Regions from separate parts of the Homo sapiens genome. Here region 2 is linked to region 1. Evidence: read pairs that join two places in POLR2A ChIA-PET (ENCODE). Cell type or tissue: Caco-2. All regions are shown on one strand. Links, peaks and the distances in the headings refer to the core of each region. The heading gives the core; the rest is flanking DNA. Region 1 holds the start of LOC101927840 (a long non-coding RNA gene). Region 2 has its middle 150 kb from the start of INO80D-AS1.

Region 1 (10,276 bases), core at 1,863-6,862:
CAGGTACTGTGCCAGATGGTGTATGTACAAGGATGAGCAAAACCAGGTCAACCCCTGTTCTTTGGAAGGTAACTGCATGGTAGAGAGAGATATATTAATCAAATAATCCCATTGATTAATGATAATTACAGGCAAAACTCAATTATATGAGGGAATGTAACAAGGAGCTTGACTAGACTGGGTGGGTGTGGAGGTGTAGCTGAGGAGCAGGGTTCATTGAAGTCTTTCCTGTGCAAGTGGCACTTGAGCGGAGATTTCAAGGACAAGGTAGCAATCAATGGGGAGAACGGTATGAAGGTAGGGAAGAACGTTCCATACCATGGAAGGAACAAGTGCAAAGAGCCTGTGGCAGGAAGGAATGAGGTAAGGTTAGGGAACTAGAAGAAAGCAGACAGATGTGCCTGAGCACAAAGAGGGAAGAGGCTGAGCTTGGTCCAAGATGACCAACTGGTCCAAGTTGGTCCAAGGTGAGGCTGGAAAGGAAAGTAGAGGCCAGACCATTCAGACCATATAGTCTATGTTCCAGATTTTGGATATTCTTCCAAGAACGTTGGTACCATTCGTGGAAGGGTTTGTTTGTATTGATAAAAATCATTCAACTAGGCCAAACCAATTTGGGCAGTTCTGGTTGTGGTATTATGCTCAGGAGAATTAAAGTAGCATCGGTGTCAATTCTGTGGAAGGTGAGATCCAGCCTTAGGTAGGATTGTTTTAAGTTTCCAGATTAAGCTGACGAATAATTTGTATTCTGGAACAATATTCATCGTAGATTCTAAATGAATACAACCAATGTTCACTCTCATTATAAAGAAAGCCATGAGATGTGGCATGCTGTTTGGCATGTGGCAAACCTGAGGCACGAGTGGCTAAATGGTAACAATAAATCTGCTAGCAATGATCCTATTTAAAATATCTCCACAATGCATGTATCCAGAAACTGCCATGTAAAAGCTCTAAAGAAAAAGAGCCAAACTCAAGTAAACTAAGTACTTGCTTGTCCTCTGTTGTATTTTCAATCCTCCCAATTTACATAGGCTTTCTCATGCCATGAAGATGTAGGCATTCTTACCTTTAGTCAGTGTTTGAAGAATTTCCAACCAGGAAAGGTTAAGTGATTTGTTACACAGTAGTTGGTGGCAGAACCAAAGTTAGAACTCTAATGTGACTCCAACATCTACATTCTTTCTAAACTGTGTTGAAGTAGTGGAGGTGTAACATAAATCTAAAGGAACGTAAATCTCAATGATTCTGATCACCTTTGTTATTTGGTTGTGAATTAAGAAGGATGGGAATCTTGCTGATTTCTAGTCTTTGATGGATCTCAATGTAGAATTTAACAAAGTCTTGTTTTTTTTTAATGAACTTGGAGCAATAGGACACTTTTAATTATAAAAATATCTACGAAAAATGTGAATGTCTAACTACATTTTGAAGACCCTCTTTGTAGACCTTATAGGCAACAGGGACCATATGAGTGATGGGACAAATTCTGGTTTTAGAAAGACTACTTTAAAAGCAGTGTGGATAATACACCAGATTGGGAAGGGCTGATGGCAGAGGGTGTCTAATAAACGTGCATGTATTATGATGTGTTCTGTGAGGAAGCTGGGAGGATAGCCCTCAAGGCCACTTTGAGCCTTCCTTTGTCACTGAGGCATTCCATTAGTGACTCCTGAATTCCACTTGGGAAAAGAGCCCCTCAGTGTCTCCAGCGTCTGAGAGAAGTCTGTGAAGATGACTGACCTTGGAGCCCCTCTTAGCCTCTCCACGACTGAGTAAATGTCATCTCCTGACAGCACCCCCTTCCAGAGTGTTCTTGTTAGATTTAACAAAAATCCCAGTTGTCAATTTTTTCTTTTGATAGATGAATTCAGGCCATTCCCAGTCAGCATAAGCCTCTACTTGATTTTATTTCTATGTTTATTTACTACTTATTTTTCTTTGTTGTATCCTCTTTTTCTCTTTTATTTTTGTTGGTGTGATGAAATTTCTTTTGACTCTCCTCTTTGCCTCCGGTTAATTTGGAAGGTCGACTACAGTTCTTAATTTACTAAGTAATTGACATGTTCAAAGAATCTTAATTGAATGTCTACTTGTTTATCATTGTATGAAAATAATGAAAATGCCTTTGTCTGATGTGCCTAGTCCCCATCCCCTGCACTGATATGAGAACTTAAGAATGTTCTTCCTTTCCCACTCTCACACTTCCCCCAGACAGTGCACCCTGCTCCATACGTGGGTTTTGTGGAAATAATTTAAAACTTACAGTTGCAGATCATTGCTAGGTTTCCTCTTACAGTATTTCTCTTCTGTTTCAAGAATCCTTTCTTAACACTTACATCACATACGTTCAATGACAACATCATTCTGGACATCTGCTCCTGTCTTGTGATCTCTGTTCTAATCTAATGATCAGAAGACTTCTCTTATTTTCGTTAAATACCCCCAACTCTCTGAATTCCAGTACAGGTAAGGGTGTCTTCCTTTTACCTTGATGAGTGACTGATATCTTTCCTGGGAATAGGAGTCCTGGATGGCAGCCTTTCTTCTTAGTGGTTGCAGATATTCCTCCACTGTCTGCTGGCTTCTAGGGTTGTGGGTGAAGAGTTTGATGGTAGTCTAACTCTCATTCCTTTGTAAAAAAAAAAAAAACTCTAGAATTTCATAATCTTGAAAGCTATTTACTTCAGTATTGGAATTCAGGAATTCCTCCAGGATATGTGTAACTCTCTCCCTCTGTTTCTCTTTCTGTGTGTTTCTATTAATTTTTTTTTTGAGGCGGAGTCTCACTCTGTCGCCCAGGCTGGAGTGCAGTGGCGCAATCTCGGCTTACTGCAACCTCCACCTCCCGGGTTGAAGCGATTCTCCTGCCTCAGCCTCCCAAGTAGGTGAGACTACAGGCACCCGCCACCACGCCTGGCTAATTTTTTTGTATTTTTCGTAGAGACGGGGTTTCACCGTGTTAGCCAGGATGGTCTCAATTTCCTGACCTCGTGATCCGCCCACCTCCGCCTCCGCCTCCGCCTCCCAAAGTGCTGGGATTACAGGCGTGAGCCACCGCGCCCCGCTGTTCTATTAATTTATTATTATTTTTTTTAAGACTGGGTGAAAGTTTTCAATCTCTAGACTCAAGCTTTATTCTTCATTTCAGTCATTTTTTTCCTAGTATTTGTTTAATCATACCTTATGCTGTTTTTCCCCACTCTTTCTAGAAATGTCTCTTATTCTTATGTAAGATCTTGAGTCCCTTATTTTTTCATCATTTGTGAACAAAATGGCTTTCACAACTTGCTGTTGCTTGTTAACCACAACTCCTTCAGATGAAATGGATATTTCAGTTTTAAGTTACTAGTAGCATATTCCCATTTCTTGGTAGAAACAAAATGCAGGCATGTAGGGGGGACTGAAATTCTTATATTTACTCACTGTAAGATTCATAGCATTATTTGGCTTAAAAAAATTCATCCCAGTATTCACAGTTGTAAACAGCAAAATCTACAACATATACTGCTTCCCTACTCTAAGAATATTGAGTTTTATATGCAAAATGACTTACTGGGCTTTGCAAATTTTTAAAAATGAGTTTTAAAATCATTTGTAGCTTGCAATAACTGAAGAAAAGATCACAATTTCTCTGTAAATGGCATCTCAGTACTACTGCTGTTCTAATAAACTAGGTCTGTCAAATGGCACTTTTTGGTCATTCAAAGTGAAAAAAACATGGCATTTGAAACCTTATAAAAATTCACAATTATATTTTGGAAAGTGGAACTTAAGTATGTAGGGGATATGTCACACAAATTGAAAGTGTTAGTCAAGAAATGATTTTTTTTTTCAATAGTTTGGCCTGTAAGGTTGACCAAAACAGGTAAAGATTTGCAAGTTTAGAGAGTCAGAAACTGGGGATATGAACTTCCTTCTGGTTCATGTATAACATAATGATGCTTGTATCTACTTTGCTTGAGGAAAAAAAAGAAACACGTTGTCCCCAAATAGGGTGATAGACCAGGAGTTTCCATCCAGTTGACCACGAGTGTTGTTAGGATCTGTTTATTTGAGTCATGTTGACACAGACACAGCACTTTCAATAAGCAATTAATGATCATTTAAAGGTAACTTTTTTGAATTTGATAAATAGATTTTTTTTACAGCCTGTATTTGTGTTCTTCTAGGACTTTGCAACAAAGAATCTGTACATGCAAAAACAACAATAACAACAACAAGCTGTCTACTGCACTCACAGTTAAAGTTCTGTTTACTTTGCACTATCTAGGACTAATGCAAAAATCTCATAGATGTGCCTATTTGCACTTATTTAATTATGATGAAATTTACTTCTATATGTGAATCCATTTCTGTACATTTCTACAGGCAGATAAGTGATGGGAAAATCATTAAGAATTTAGACTTCATCAGAGAAGAACCCAGGTACAATGACAGCCCAGCTTAATACATGATGGCTGATGAATGAAAATGTCTAGGGAAATGAGTGTGTTATGTACAATGTAATTTCATATCTAAGTCACTTTAAAATAATTTTTTGATATATAATAACCCTTTCAATCACAGAACACATATGTGGCACCAATGTGAATACTACTTTAAGTATTAAGGTGATAATATATCCAATATACCTAGAAGGAAAATAAATACCTGAAATTCATTTTCATATCTAGCTTAATGTTAAAAGCTTCTTTTTGTTTTTTTATTTCGTAGCAAATCTCTTTAGCTCTGATGCTTTAGTTTCTGTACAATGAGAGGATTGGACTAGATTATTAGGTGAAGAGATTAAGTAAGTGTGTGTACCCTGGTGTCAAATTATCTTATTCTTTTTTCTTTGTTTTTGTTGGACTGGGTTAATTCGAAGACCTTGTCTTCAAGCTCTGAATTTCTTTCTTCTAGTTGTTCAATTCTATTGCTGAGACTTTCCAGAGCATTTCACCTTTCTAAAATTGTGTCCAAAGTTTCCTGAAATTTTTATTGTTTTTTCTTTAAGCTATCTATTTCCTTGAATATTTCTGCCTTCACTTCTTGTATCATTTTTTGCATTTCCTTGCATTGGGCTTCACCTTTCTCTGGTCCCTCCCCGATTAGCTTAATAACTAACCTCCTGAATTCTTTTTCAGGTAGATGAAGAATTTCTTCTTGGTTTGGATCCATTGCTGGTGAACTAGTGTGATTTTTTGGGGGTGTTGAAGAGCCTTGTTTTGTCATATTACCAGAGTTGGTTTTCTGGTTCCTTCTCATTTGGGTAGGTGCTGTCAGAGGGGAGGTCTAGGGCTGAAGGCTGTTCTTCAGATTTTTTTTTTGTCCCATGGAGTGTTCCCTTGATATCATACTTTCCCCTTTTCCTATGTATGTGGCTTCCAGTGAGCCAAACTGCAGTGATTGTTGTCTCTCTTCTGGGTCTAGCCACCCAGCAAATCTACCCGGCTCTGGGCTGGTATTGGGGGTTGTCTGCACAGATTCCTGTGATGTGAACCATCTATGGGTCTCTCAGCCATGGATACCAGTGCTGTTCTGGTGGAGGTGGCGAAGGGTGCAATGGACTCCATGAGGGCCTTTAGCTTTGGTGGTTTAATGCTCTATTTTTGTGCTGGTTGGCCTCCTGCCAGGAGGTGGCGCTTTCCAGAAAGCATCAGCTGTAATAGTATAGAGAGGGTCTGGTGGTGGGTGGGGCCCTAGAACTCCCAGGATTATATGCCCTTTGTGTTCTGCTAACCAGGGTGGGTAGGGAAGGGCAGGGCTAGGCATGTCTGAGCTCAGACTCTCCTTGGGCAGGTCTTGCTGTGGCTGCTGTGGGGGATGTGGGTGAGATTCCCAGGTCACTGGAGTTGTGTACCTAGGAGGATTATGGCTGCCTCTGCTGAGTCATGCAGGTTGTCAGGGAAGTGGGGGAAAACCGGCAGTCACAGGTCTCATCCAGATCCCATGCAAACGGAAGGGCTGGTCTCACTCTAATCATGCCTCCTCTAACCGCCCCAAGTCTGTTTCCAGGCAAAGGGCAAGACTGGCTTGAAAACTTGCCTGAGGCTTTCTGCCTCCCAGCTGTGAAAGAAAAGGGCTTTAGTTTTTCCCCTGCATGTGAAATCTGCATGCTGGATTCACGGCCTCCCCCCAGTTCAGGCCAGGAGACTTCTTGCCCTGTTCAAATAGTTACAAAGTTCAGCTAGAGAATTCCTTCTCCCTGTGGAGTTTTATACCCTGCTCCTCTGGCCACCCTCCAGATGGATCCCTGTGGTGCCTGGCAAGAATGGGCTGCTTGGGGACCCATTGAGCTCCCAGAGCCTTTCTGCAGCTTCCTCTACCCCTGTATTTTGCTCCGTTTGGCTCTCTAACTTGACTCACCTCCAGATAAAGTCGGAAACTTCTCCACAAACAGACGCTCAGCTTCTCCGGTCAGAGTGTGTGTTTGGGAGAGGAGGGTCTCCCTTTCCCGTGAGTCTTTTCTTTTTGACTGGGAAATAAGTATCTCCCAATCTTCAGTAAATAGGATCTTTGCTCTCCTTTTCCCACTCCTCTTCTTGGCCCATTACAAAGATATTTACCAAACATGCTTAGCCTTTATATTCTTCTGTTAATATTAATTCTTTTATTTAATATGATTGAGCTTCCACTATGTTCAAGGTCCTGGGATTTTTTAGGCAACTGTAATGCAGTCCTTATCTTTGTGGAGCTCATGGTTAAATGAGGAAGACAGACAAAAATAATTATGATCCAAGATGCTATGTGCTAAAATATACTGGCCTAAACAAAGTATTATTGGGAGCATAGAAATAAGAGTCTTTGTCTGGTGGTCTTGGAAATAAATATCTCAAGAGAGAAGTTGACATTTAAAATGGTTCTTGAAGAGTGAATGAGAATTTCTTCTCAGATTAAGGGGTAATCAAATATTTTAGTTCATGGTAACAGAAATAATGAAATGTGAAGCATATTCTAGTAGTAAAGAACAGAAGTGTGAAAGAAATGGCCAAAAAGTTCAGTGTGGCTTCAATAGATGGCCTATGAGATTGTGAAAGCATTTTGTGTCAAGCCAGATATATATATTTTAAAACACCTTATAAGCAATAGAACACTAATAGAGACTTTTAAACTGGGGAGTGAAATGCTTTTCTGAAACATAATTTTGGGAGCAGCATGGAGGAGGGATGGGGAGGAGAGAGATCAGTATTGAGAAGGCCAGTCAAGAGGATGCTTCCACAGATAAGGGAAGACATGAAAAAGGTGTGGATTGGCAATGGGAATGGAGAAAAAGAATTGAATTTAAGAGATATTCATGAGCTGGAGTCAACTGGACTTGGTGACCAATTGGATGATGAAAATCAGAGAGAGGAAGAAATGAGGAAGACTCTGAGGTTCCTAGGGTCAGACTAGTGACTCCCTGAAAAGACAGGGTTTGGATTTGGTGAATGAATACAGTCACGTGCCACTTGACGATGGGAATACATTCTGAGAAATGTGTCCTTAGTGATTTTGTTGTGTGAACATCATCGAGCGTACTGACGCAATGATGTCTACTAGATGGCAGAGCCTACTGCACTACCTAGGCTATGTGGAGTAGCCTATTGCTTCTAGGCTACAAACCTGTACAGCATGTTACTGTACTGAATACTGCAGGCCATGGTAGCACAATGGTAAATATTTGTGTAACTAAACACATAAAAGGGACATTAAAAATTTCTGTATTATAATCTTATGGGACCGCCACCATATATACAGTCCATCGTTGACCAACATGTCATTTATGCAGCGCATGACTGTACTGAGCTCAGTTTGGAAAGGCTATACATGATGTGTTAGGGTAAAACCAGATAGTGATGTTGAAAGGAATTTGGAAACAAGGAACTAGAAGTTTGGGCTGGAGAGAAAATGTGGGCTCCTGGGGGTAGACATGAGAGCTGGAGCCATAGGTGCAAATGAGTTCAGGCAGTGAACACCCTGTCCATGTGCCCAAGGAGTTTTGCACAGTAGCTGAGCAATGGCAAGCAATGTGGGTATTCAGAGGTGTGGATAAAATCCTCTCTCCCTCCCACTCTGTGGAAGAGAGTTGGGTTCATTTAATCTCATATGATTTCCCTAGTACAATAGTTTCAAATCAAAGGCAATGAAGTAACTAACAAAATAACTTGTTTGTAAATTAATTGCTTTGTGAATATTGATACAAAGTTTTATAATACCACTGGGATTTTTTCATTTTTCATGAAGAAATCAGTTTTAACTAGGAGAAAATCAATCTTTCATTTTTCTTATTATACACACTTAGAGAACCAAAGGGTTGTTTTGTACCCCCTATGGAGTTCCTTGGAGAGTAAAACAATGCACACATTGTGTGTGTGTTCATGAGCACTCTTTTGGCTTTTTCTCCTCACTTTTCTTCTTCCCATTTTTTTTTTTTTGCTTTCTTTTTTTTTTCTCCAAATGTTAGGCATTTAGGTTAGATTGGGTTTATCTTGTCTATCCTCCCTCCCTTCCTTGCCTCAATTACTTCTTTAGATTATGGGTGCCTTTGAATAGCAATGTAAGTTTAGAAATGATGCATATATAAAAATCTACTAACCAGGGATCTAAAGGTTTTAGCTGGTAGACTCATAAGACATGACATTGCTTTTATGAAAGGTGAGAAAAGTGGTAGGAAGTACTTTTTTTTTTAATGCCAGAATTTCTTAGTAAAACATCAAATATAACTAAAACCTAATATAAACATTGCAATTTTTAGACTTTTGCCTCTTGTGTCACATTCATGTGCTGTGCTAAGCTAACACTTATCATTGTTTGATTACAGAAAATGTGTTTAATAAGCACTATCAATGATTACAAACTCAGGACATCTTATCTTTCCATCACTCTGAGACCTTTGTGGAGGTTTGTGGTTAGAAGTCTGAGTTAAAGAAAATAAAATTACATTTCTGATATCTTGCACGCTCTGCACTGAGTGGGTTCTTTAAATGTTTCCTCCAGAGGATTTTCAACCAGGAACAATACAACTGCTTGCAAAGAGTCCCAGCAGGATGGGTCTGGGCATGAGCATCTTATACTGGTGAAATGAAGTAGTCCAGATATTAAAAGCATCAACTTGCAAATGAACTCATCTGCACTATAGTGCAATTCTCAGGTGAATGACCTTTTCTTCAGAAATTTTCTTAATAGTCCCCCAAAAGAAGAAGAAAATGTTCTTGTGCTTTATAAATTTTGAAAACCTAAAGAGATCACTTAATATAAAGATTTTTATTTTACTCTTGAAAACATTAGTCTATTGATATCAACAGTAATATTATAAAAATTATTATTATTATTATTTTTTGAGACGGAGTCTTGCTCTGTTGCCAGGCTGGAGTGCAGTGGTGCAATCTCGGCTCACTGCAACCTCTGACTCCCTGGTTCAAGCGATTCTCCTGCCTCAGCCTCCTGAGTAGCTGGGATTACAGGCACACACCACCACGCCCAGCTAATTTTTATATTATTAGTAGAGACGGAGTTTCACCATGTTGGCCAGGATGGTCTCAATCTCTTGACCTCGTGATCCTCCTGCCTCGGCCTCCCAAAGTGCTGGGATTACAGGGCGAGTCACTGCGCCCGGCCTATAAAAATTATTGTTAGCAGCAGTTAACAGTCTTGAGCCTCTACTGGGAAGAATATGCCCTGTTAGACACAGTATTCTATGTGATGAAGAAAATATAGTACCTGTTCTCCAGACTGATTATAATCTAGGGTTTCCAATAAAAAGTAAACAGATATGGTAGCAAAACAAAACCTCATGTTTAATATTCAGATTTTAAGACTCATCACCAGGATCCAAGACCACATATTCCTTTTTGTGATTTTAGTAACATATTAAGTGCTAAAAGATATAAGATGATGTTTATATCACAAACCACTAACATGCTGTGTTTATAAAACATCTTGGTATATTAGAACAACCATTGGTCCAGGGGTTCTTGTCCTGGTCATATATTGGGCAAATGTAATGGCTGCGCTTTGGGACATCCAAGTGAGCAACCAGGTTTGTTGCTCACTTGGATGGAACAAAGTTGTCCTGCCCTCCACAGACATATAAGAGCCAAGAGAATTATCAACTGTCTAAATAAGTATTTATGAACCCAGTGGATATTTGAAGGTAAAGAAAGTTTTTCTTTAAAGCTCAGACAGATAATTTCCATTAGAACATGACATCTCAGTTGGGGTAGTGTCTTGTATGCATGATTGTGTATCTTCATACACTTGTTTCCAGAAGAAAAGCAATAATATGGCATAGCTAACTCTGGGATCATGCCCCAGC
Region 2 (10,276 bases), core at 2,491-7,490, 2.0 Mb after region 1:
GAATGGTGTAGTAGTGATCCAATAAAATTTCATTTACAAAAGCAGGTGTGAGATGGGCTGAATGTTTATGTCCTCCCAAAATTCCTATGTTGAAATCCTAACCCCCAAGGTGAAGGTGTTAGGAGGTAGGGCCTTTGGGGGGTGATTGGGTCATGAGGGTTGGATTAGTGTCCCTATTAAAAGAGATCCCTCATCCCTTCTATCATATGAGGACACAGCAAGAACGCACAGTCTATGAAACAGGAAGCAGGCCTTTACCAGGAACCAAATCTATGGGTGTCTTCATCTCAGACTTCCCAGCATCCAGAACTATGAGAAATAAAGTTCTGTTGTTTATAAACCACCCAGTCTGTGGTCTTTTTTTACAGCAGCCTGAATGGACTAAGATAAGTTAGTTACCCAGAGTTGGCCCTGGGTTTATAGTTTGCCAACCCTTGTGATCGGAAGCCTGGGAGCCATCCATATTTCCTTCCCTCTTTCACCTGACACATCCAATTAATAGATAAGTCTGCCAATCTTACCTCCCAAGTATTTCTGAAATCTGCTCTTGTTTGCCATCTTTAAGTTCTTACTTCACTTTAAAGAAATTGCACGTGCAAATTATAGAAGAAGCAAGAAAGACAAAGGGGAATGCCAACCAGTGTTCAAAGAAAATTGCTCCTGCATCAAAAGATTGGAGAAAAAAATGCTTACCGTATTTCATCAAATCTGAGAAACCATTGATTTTAAAATGTACATTATTTTATGCATGCCACCAAGAAGGAATAACTGCAGCCAAAATGATAATCAAAGATTTCTTATCACTTAAAATTTTTATTTTATACTTCTCGGAAGAATTGTTTTAGACAAAGAAAATATAGATTTTTGTGATAAATCAGTATGTAACATATATATACATACATACATATATGTTACACACTTTCTAAACTTCTCTTGTTTCTTGCCACACCCCTCTTCCCTAGCATAAGGAGGGGCTCTCTCTGGAATGTCCTTATCTGACTGAGGAAACTTCTTTCAGAAGAAATGCAATTGTCTTAAAACCTGTTCCTAGGAATCTCATCAAATAACCAGGAAACAGCAGAGAAGAGAAAAGACTAAAAGTCATCGCCAGGCCCAGATAGACTTTTCCTCTATTCTTCTGAGGGCAGCTCCCAGATATTACCTGTGAAACTCTCTCCATAACAAGACAACCTTTGTTAACAGTGAAGTGTTGCCCCTCACCTTCCCATAATTTGTCACCACCTCCCCCAGAGCTCAGAAGAATTTTGTCTCAGGCCACTGTCTGGGAGCTGAAGATCATTTATTACCAGTCAAAATCGCCTCCATTACCCTATCTCCCACTCCTCTATGAAGAGGGTGCTATTTAGGCTTCAGCTGTTTGGCCTTTCTTTGAGTCTCCTAGTTTTTATGATTCCCATTCCTACACATGTGAATAAATTTGGATACCTTTCCTCCTGTTAATCTATCATCAGCTCATTTCAGCAGGGGAGGGAAAATTCATAGAGGGAGGAAAAATTCTCCCCAACCCTACCATACATCATTTTCCTTCTGGAGTCACAGAGGCCTTTCAACTTGATATCCTCCCCTGAGCCATCGAGGGTGATAGCAATGCAGCATTTCTTCAAAGAGCACTCCACAATTGTTTCTAAGAATTCTCTGTAGCCCCTTGGAAACCCATTCAGCATGTTTTAATGCTGTCATGTTCTTGATCTTGCTGGAAGGTGTCAAGGGAATGTTTTCCAACAACAGTCAGGACTCATATTCCTTCCTCAAAGAGTCCTTTAATGGTTGGAGGCTAAAACATTGAGGAGTTGCAGTTGACCAGTTGTGCCACCAGGAAGAGCTAACTAACAGGTCGAAGGCTGGCAATGACAACCACATCTTGAATTTGTCTGTGATTACAAAACAATGTCAATTTCAGAGATGTTTATATATATATATATATATATTTTTTTTTAAGTGTGTCTTAGCATCCATGAAATTGATATATAGTTTAAGTTACCACAAATGTTTATGGCATGTATGTAATCTTTTTTATGTTTTCCATACTGCAATCAGCTTTTTTGATTAACTAACTGCTAGTCACTCTTATCTATAAAAAAAAAAAAAGAAGCCAGGCACAGTGGTTCACGTCTGTAATCCCAGCACTTTAGGAGGCCGAGGTGGGCAGATCACCTGAGGTCAGGAGTTCGAGACCAGCCTGGCCAATGTGGTGAAATAGTGTCTCCACTAAAAATACAAAAATTAGCCAGGCATGGTGGCGGGCGCCTGTAGTCCCAGCTACTCAGGAGGCTGAGGCAGGAGAATCGCTGGAACCCAGGAGGTGGAGGCTGCGGTGAGCCAAAGTTGTGCCATTGTACTCTAGCCTGGGCGACAAGAGCGAAACTCAATCTCCAAAAATAAAAAAGTAAAAATAAGAGCACTTCCACTGTACTGTATATGCTAATGCCAAACAGGAATTTGATGAGCTCTGTCTCTACCAGAGGTGAGGTTTAGAGCTTAAGGCCTTTCTTTGGATGAGTATGTTACTAGCAGTTAGGCTATCTCACTGTGGCAAATAAAGCGGAAAAAAAAAAAGAAATTTGTTTTTTTCCCAAAACCCCCCCACTGGGCTTGAAAATTCTTGTTCCACTATTGATTTGGTTTTAAAACACACAGCCATGAAGACAGGATGAGCATTAACATTCTTAGGCCCAATTTTTCTAGTCCAAAGATTACACCATTACTTCAAATTAGTGAAGTTTTGAGGGACTCACGAGTCTCAAAAGGGAAGCATTGTCTCCTAGACAAAGCCCTCAGGTCCTATGAGGTTGGAACATTCTTCTAGATACACCCCTAGGAGGGCACCTGCACCCAGGGAGGAAAGCACCTGGGGCACTGAGGCTTATGCAGAACTCAGTTCCCCATCAGAAGCTTGCACTGGTGGCTGGGAGAGGTGGCTCATGCCTGTAATCCCAGCACTTTGGGAGGCCACGGCGGGTGGATAGCTTGAGGCCAGGAGTTCGAGACCAGCCTAGCCAACATGGCAAAACCCCATCCTCTCTACTAAAAATACAAAAATTAGCTGGGTGTGGTGGCACACACCTATAATCCCAGCCACTTGGGAAGCTGAAGCAGGAGAATTGCTTGAACCCGGGAGGCAGAGGTTGCAGTGAGCCAAGATATCACACCACTGCACTCCAGTCTGGGTGACAGAGTAAGACTCTGTCTCAAAAAAAAAAAAAAAAAAAAAAAAAAAAAGAGCTTGCACTGTCTCCAACTTCCTTCTAGAATTAATTGCTAGTTCAGCTACTGAATGCAGACACAGGGCCACTATATAACAGTAAAGCTAGAAGGAACCTCAGAGAGCCAAACCCCAAAAGCTCTAGTTGGGAAGATGGGAGAAAAGTGAATTTGCCTGTGGGATCACTCCTGGTCACAGGTAGAGTGTCCAGTCCCTAAGCTGGTGTCTTACTCCCCACATCTTGTGACTGGTGGTAGCAAAATTCTTTCATTCTTCAGTAAGACAATGTTTTGGCTGTTAAAATAAAAGGCCCCCCCCAAGCCTAAACTCTAGAATAGGAAATAATCTTTTTTTTCCCTTTGAAATGTGGATGAGAGTAGCGCTGCCAAAAATTCTCCAAGACCTCTTCTTTTAAGCTTTAAATGGAATTAATTAAATCACCTGAAAAATAAATACAATCATCTGATTTTCTTGTGTTACTAAAAGATTTTCGAAAGAAAGGCAGCACAGCTAGCCCAGGCAATGGCTGGATGAAGTCACAGAGCTTCCAGTTCTAACGCTCTGCATCGGAACTGCTGCTGATACAATGAAACAAAGTTAATGGTGAGCTCATTCCTGCCTTTTTCACAAGAGCCGAAATAATCCTGAGCTGACTTGTGTGTGCCCAGGCCACTTGCCGATCGGTGTGAAGGGATGCTGGGGGCCGGAGGGAAAGAGGAAGGCGGGGGTCACTTTTCTCTGTCTTACTTCAGCTGTAAATTTTCTGGGCTATACGACCGTGACAACTGATTTATTTTTCATTTAATACAGATTTATTCTGTGAAGCTTTGAACACTCACTGACTCAGAATGGAGAATTTTCAGTTTAACAAAGCAAACACTCAATAAATATTATTGGATATGAAATTTGTTAATCTGCACTTCCCCTGTTTGGAGATAACCATATTTTCTGCTGCCCCATTTGACAGAACTCCAACCTCTAGCATTTCAATGTTAATCTGAAAGGGTAAGTGATCGGAGCTCATAACCTATTTTCTTTTCAGACAAGACTGACGTTAAAAAAAAAAAAATCATATTCTTAAAATCGCCCAAAGAACAAGCCAGGAATGCCTGGGGAATCTAATCAGATCTATTATGCTAACTATAAAGACATCCCTGCCCCCAACTCCTCAAGAAAAGATCTTAAGAAAGTTGAAATCAAATTGCCAAGCCTAATGGATTCCCTGTGTGACTAAATCATTGTATTATTTCTCATGTTTGAAGAGATACACAAATTTCATGGACAGGCTTAGATACTCCTGCTTGAACAGCTGTTGCCCTATCACTGTGTCTAAGGTCAGGTTCATCAATGGTGGGGCCCAGCAGTTCTTACTCAAGTGGACTGAATGCATGAAAGAGTTTTCTGTTGACATTATTCTGATGCTTCTAGGAAACCCCTCCTCACCCTGTCCCAGGGAAGATTCCACCCCTTCATGATGGGCGGTGAAGGGGATTAAAGGAATGGGGTGGATGAAAGCTCTTTCATCTGAGAGTCTGAATAGCACAGAATGGTTTTCAAGGTCATCCAGAAGTACCAAATCTGCCCTGCCCCACCAACATGGCTTCCAACCCTCACCTTTATTTCCAACAATTTGCTGCTTCTTGGTCACCATTTTTTATGCCAACTCCAAAGAGAATACTAAATAAGCAGTCTTAAATCCTTTTGGGGAGAGAGTGGGATAAATACCTTCAACAAATAACACTAACAAGCTTTTGATCTTCCACTTTTCTTTTCTGGTATCTCACATTGACCATCCTCACCTCCCAGCTGCACCCTCAGAAGCAAAACCTCAAGTGGCCCTTAAGTCCCTGGGCATAAGATTAAGTTCCTTTACTCTTTAATTCCACTTACTACATTTTAATGTTTAAAATATATATCATTTAATAAATATTAGATAATGAAACAAATATGATTATACAGTTTCCTAATTGTAAACCTTTATATGTGCCACGTGCATCCGTGTGAAGAGACCACCAAACAGGCTTTGTGTGAGCAACAAGGCTGTTTATTTCACCTGGGTGCAGGCAGGCTGAGTCCGAAAAGAGAGTCAGCAAAGGGTGGTGGGATTATCATTAGTTCTTATAGGTTTTGGGATAGGCGGTGGAGTTAGGAGCAATGTTTTGTGGGCAGGGGGTGGATCTCACAAAGTACATTCTCAAGGGTGGGGAGAATTGCAAAGAACCTTCTTAAGGGTGGGGGAGATTATAAAGAACCTTCTTAAGGGTGGGGGAGATCACAAAGTACATTGATCAGTTAGGGTGGGGCAGAAACAAATCACAATGGTGGAATGTCATCAGTTAAGGCTATTTTCACTTCTTTTGTGGAGCTTCAGTTGCTTCAGGCCATCTGGATGTGTACGTGCAGGTCACAGGGGATATGATGGCTTAGCTTGGGCTCAGAGGCCTGACAATATGTACAATCTTAATAGTACAATATGGAATTCAATTTTTTCACATGGGTTCTAACTAGGGTTAATACACTTCTTGGCTATAGAGGGGACCTCTTTATTGGAACTCAGACAGGGATCAAATCCTCTCTTTCCTTTTTATGAACCCTAAGTAAACACTAATTATAATGTGATGCCCAAAGCTTAAAATTAGCTACTCAGGGAGGCCTTTGTTCTGACCATTTTTACCTGTTTCTATCAAATTATTTCCATTCTCCAACATCAGTTTTAGTTCTATTTAAGTAGGAATTACCCAAAAAATTATATCTACTTATTAGAGAATGAAATCAGAAAGTACCCTGACTACATCTCCAACTCTTCCTTTTTCTATCAGGTTGTCATTTGAAATGGACAAAGGAAAGAAAAGACAGTTCGGAGTTGAAAAGGAGAAGTGCGGCAGCCTGGGAGGGTTTGTTATGCTTGGCAATGAGGAGATGATCAGAAGGTCGGAAGCCTGGCCTCCGTCTGTGCAGAGAGCGCGGGCCCAGCATACAGATGGCAGGTCGGTGTCTGAGAGCCCAGCCTCAGCCTGGAGCCCGTGGGCAAGGAGAGGGCACCAAATGAAGAACTGACGCAGCTCCAATGAGTGGAGGAACACCAGGTTCTTAGTCTCCAGTCGAATTAGATAAAATGACACAGACACACGTGGAGTGGTTTTGAGAGACAGGACTAGCTGGATTTCCTAGGCCGACTAAGAATCCCTAAGCCTAGCTGTGAAGGTGACGGCTTCCACCTTTAAACACGGGGCTTGCAACTTAGCTCACACCCAGCCAATCAGATAGTAAAGACAGCTCACTAAAATGCTAATTAGGCAAAAACAGGAGGTAAAGAAATAGCCAATCATCCATCACCTGAGAGCACAGCGGGAGGGAGAATGATCAGGATATAAACTCAGGCATTCGAGCCAGCAACGGCTACCCTCTTTGGGTCCCCTCCCTTTGTATGGGAGCTCTGTTTTCACTCTATTAAATCTTGCAACTGCACTCTCTTCTGGTCCGTGTTTGCTACAGCTAGAGCTGAGCTTTGGCTCACCGTCCACCACTGCTATTTGCCACCACCGCAGAACCCCGCTGACTTCCATCCCTCCGGATCCAGCAGGGTGTCCGCTGTTCTCCTGATCCAGCGAGGCGCCCATTGCCGCTCCCGATCGCGCTAAAGGCTTGCCATTGTTCCTGCACGGCTAAGTGCCTGGGTTCATCCTAATCGAGCTGAACACTAGTCACTGGGTTCCATGGTTCTCTTCCATGACCCACGGCTTCTAATAGAGCTGTAACACTCATCGCATGGACCAAGATTCCATTCCTTGGCATCCGTGAGGCCAAGAACCCCGGATCAGAGAACATAAGGCTTGCCACCATCTTGGAAGCGCCCACCGCCGTCTTGGGAGCTCTGGGAGCAAGGACCCCCTGGTAACAGCTTTAAGGAGCAGAGAGTTTAATACACAAGAAAGAACAGAGAAGGCAGAAGGAAGCAGCTCCCCGTACAGAGACGAGGGGTGGGGGCCCAAAGCCAAGAGAGGGAACCCCACCTTCCACCTATACCAACCAGGTATATATACAGAGGCTGGAGGAAGCAGTGTCTCAGGGGATTGGTTTGACTAGGCATGTCATTCACGTAGCCCATGAAAAAGCTGGCCCTCCCACCCTAGCCTTTTAATATGCAAATGCAGGGCACTATGATGTTCTACACACGTGGGGATATGGCCATGTTGCCAGGCACATGTGGGGCAATGGCAAAAAGAAGAGGGTGGGAATCGCCATGTTGGGCGGACCCAGTTTCTAATGGCCGGCGCTTGCATAGCTCTAAGAGCTGGGGCTTTACAGGAAACTTTTCCAGAGATGCTTTAAATAATGAAAACTTTGGCCGGGTGCGGTGGCTCACGCCTGTAATCCCAGCACTTTGGGAGGCCGAGGCGGGCAGATCACGAGGTCAGGAGATCGAGACCATCCTGGCTAACACGGTGAAACCCCGTCTCTACTAAAAATACAAAAAATTAGCCGGGCGTCGCGGCGGGCGCCTGTAGTCCCAGCTACTCGGGAGGCTGAGGCAGGAGAATGGCGTGAACCCGGGAGGAGGAGCTTGCAGTGAGCCAAGATTGCGGCACTGCACTCCAGCCTGGGCGACAGAGTGAGACTCCGTCTCAAAAAAAAAAAAGAAAAGAGAAAAAAGAAAACTTCCCAAGGACCCCTTTTCCTCTCTATCTGCCTAAAACAATTTATTAATAAGTTATATCACAGAAATTGGAAGGAAAAGGGAAGAGAGTGGTTTCTGACACTCACACATGCATTTAGAACAAGGTTCGAGGGTGTGCCTAACTAAGTATGGAAAGAGCTTCAGACTCCAGGAAGTTGCCCAGGACCCAGTCTTCCCTCTGCCACCGTGTGAGCTTGCTGTTGCCACCTGTGTTGGTCTGCTCAGCTGCCGTCACAAAACACCACAGGCTAGGGGGCAAAAAACAATAGACATGTATTTTTCACACTTCTGGAGTCTGCACATCCAAGGTGAGCATGGTCAGTTTCTGGTGCAGACCCTCTTCCTGGCTTGCAGACAGCGCTTCCTTCTCCCTGTGTCCTCACATGGCCCCTACTGATGTTAGAGAATGCAAGTAAGAGAGACTGAGCTCTCTGGTGTCTCTTCTTAAAAAGACACTAATCCCCTCAGACCAGGGGGCACTCCCCTCCTGACCTCTTCTAACCCTAATTGTCCCCAAAGGCCCCATCTCCAAATACCATCACATTAGGGGTTAGGACTTTCATATGGTTTGGCTATATCCCCAACCAAATCTCATCTTGAATTCCCACATGTTGTGGAAGGGACCCAATGGGAGGTAATTGAATCATGGGGGCAGGTCTTTCCTGTGCTGTTCTCATGACAGTGAATAATTCTCACGAGATCCGATGGTTTTATAATGGGGAGTTTTTCTGCACAAGCTCTCTTCTCTTGTCTGCCGCCATGTGAGATGTGCCTTTCACCTTCCACCATGATTGTGGGGCCTCCCCAACCACGTGGAACTATGAGTCCATTAAACTTCTTTTATAAATTCCCTAGTGTCAGGTATGTCCTTATCAGCACTGTGAAAATGAACTAGTACAGACTTCACCATATGAATTTTGGGAGGGATACAGCATTTAGTCCATAACACAATCATGTGCCATAAAATAACCAGTCACAAAGCCTCAGTGCCAAATAATAGCAAACTTTTTTTTTTTTTTTTTTTTTTGAGACAGGGTCTCACTCTGTCACCCAGGCTGGAGGACAGTGGTACAACCTTGGCTCACTGCAAACCCTGCCTCCCCGGGCTCAAAGAATCCTCCCACCTCAGCCTCCCAAGCAGCTGGAATTACAGGTTCATGCCACCAGGCTTGGCTAATTTTTTAAATTTTTTGTAGAAATAAGGTCTCACTACATTGCCTAGGCTAACATTCATTTCTCCCATACCTATAAGGTTCACTGATCTCATCTGGACTCCCTTATGCATTTGGGGTCCAACCAGGGCCGAGCTCATCTGGACTGGCTCAGCTGGGGCAGCTTAGCTCTGTGGCCCACACCTCTCTCCTCTGGCCTAGCCTTGTTCTTCTCATGGTGGTGGCAGAGGAGCAAGAGAGAAAGTCCTTTTCAAGTAGCTGGGTGTGTCCCATTTGTTAACATCTTATTGGCCAAAGCCAGTTCATACGTCTGAGCTCAGAATCAGATGGGAGGGCTATAAAGTCACGCATCACACGTGCGACGCAAGTATGAGTGAAGAACTGGAGCCATCCTACTCATCCATGCCAGCCCAGATAGTGCTCAGATGACACCACCTCTCTGTAGCAGCTCTCTGAGGAGCACTGGAAAATCTAATACTCTTGCCAGATTCTGTGATGACTGTCTCAATATAATATTTAATGTATCATTTCATCCTACTGATGAAATAGTTTCAAAGTTTTGACTGGGCACTGTGGCTCACACCTGTAATCTCAGCACTTTGGGAGGCCACGGTGGGTGGATCACAAGGTCAGGAGTTCAAGACCAGACTAGCCAACAATAGTGAAACTCTGTCTCTACTAAAAATACAAAAATTAGCTGGGCATGGTGGCGCACACCTGTAATCCCAGCTACTCAGGAGGCTGAGGCAGGAGAATTGCTTGAACCCAGGACCTGGGAAGCGGAGGTTGCAGCAAGCCGAGATCATGCCACTGCACTCCAGCCTGGGCTAAAGAGCAATACTCCGTCTCCAAAAAAAAAGAGTTTTTTAACCCTAGTTAAATAGTATTTTAAGCAATATTTTTGACACATTTGGGAGGAGGGAGATTTTAAATCTATAGTGTTCAATCAAGTCAAATCAAGACTTTTAAAAAAAGAGCTACCCAGGGCCAAACACAGTGGCTCATGCCTGTAATCCCAGCACTTTGAGAGGCCGAGGCAGGTGGATCACTTAAGGCCAGGAGTTCAAGACCAGCCTGGCCAACATGGTGAAACCCCGTCTCTACTAAAAACACAAAAATTAGTTGGGCGTGGTGGCGCACCTCTGTAATTCCAGCTACTCAGGAGGCTGAGGCAGGAGAATCACTTGAACCCAGGAGGCGGAA

The links. ChIA-PET counts read pairs that join two places held together with the same protein. Peaks named below come from ENCODE experiments on the same cell type or tissue, not always from the same donor. Only the 100,000 strongest peaks of a DNase experiment are listed, where the experiment ranks them.
Region 2: POLR2A ChIA-PET joins it to region 1 with 6 read pairs; 2 of 35 experiments call an interaction of 5 or more read pairs at or near these places.

The regions. Positions count from the first base shown.
Region 1 is chr2:203,938,027-203,948,302 of GRCh38, forward strand. All of the region lies in intron 1 of ICOS (inducible T cell costimulator), which reads left to right. It overlaps LOC101927840 (a long non-coding RNA gene), which reads right to left and starts at 2,732. Exons shown (of 4, transcript XR_427213.4): 1 at 2,491-2,732. RefSeq lists an enhancer at 5,297-6,496. In Caco-2, for the core only: no CTCF peak of the experiment used is centred there; no DNase peak of the experiment used is centred there.
Region 2 is chr2:205,932,803-205,943,078 of GRCh38, forward strand. No RefSeq gene overlaps it. Among named protein-coding and RNA genes, the nearest start is that of INO80D-AS1, 150 kb to the right of the region's middle. In Caco-2, for the core only: no CTCF peak of the experiment used is centred there; a DNase peak (open chromatin) is centred at 4,621.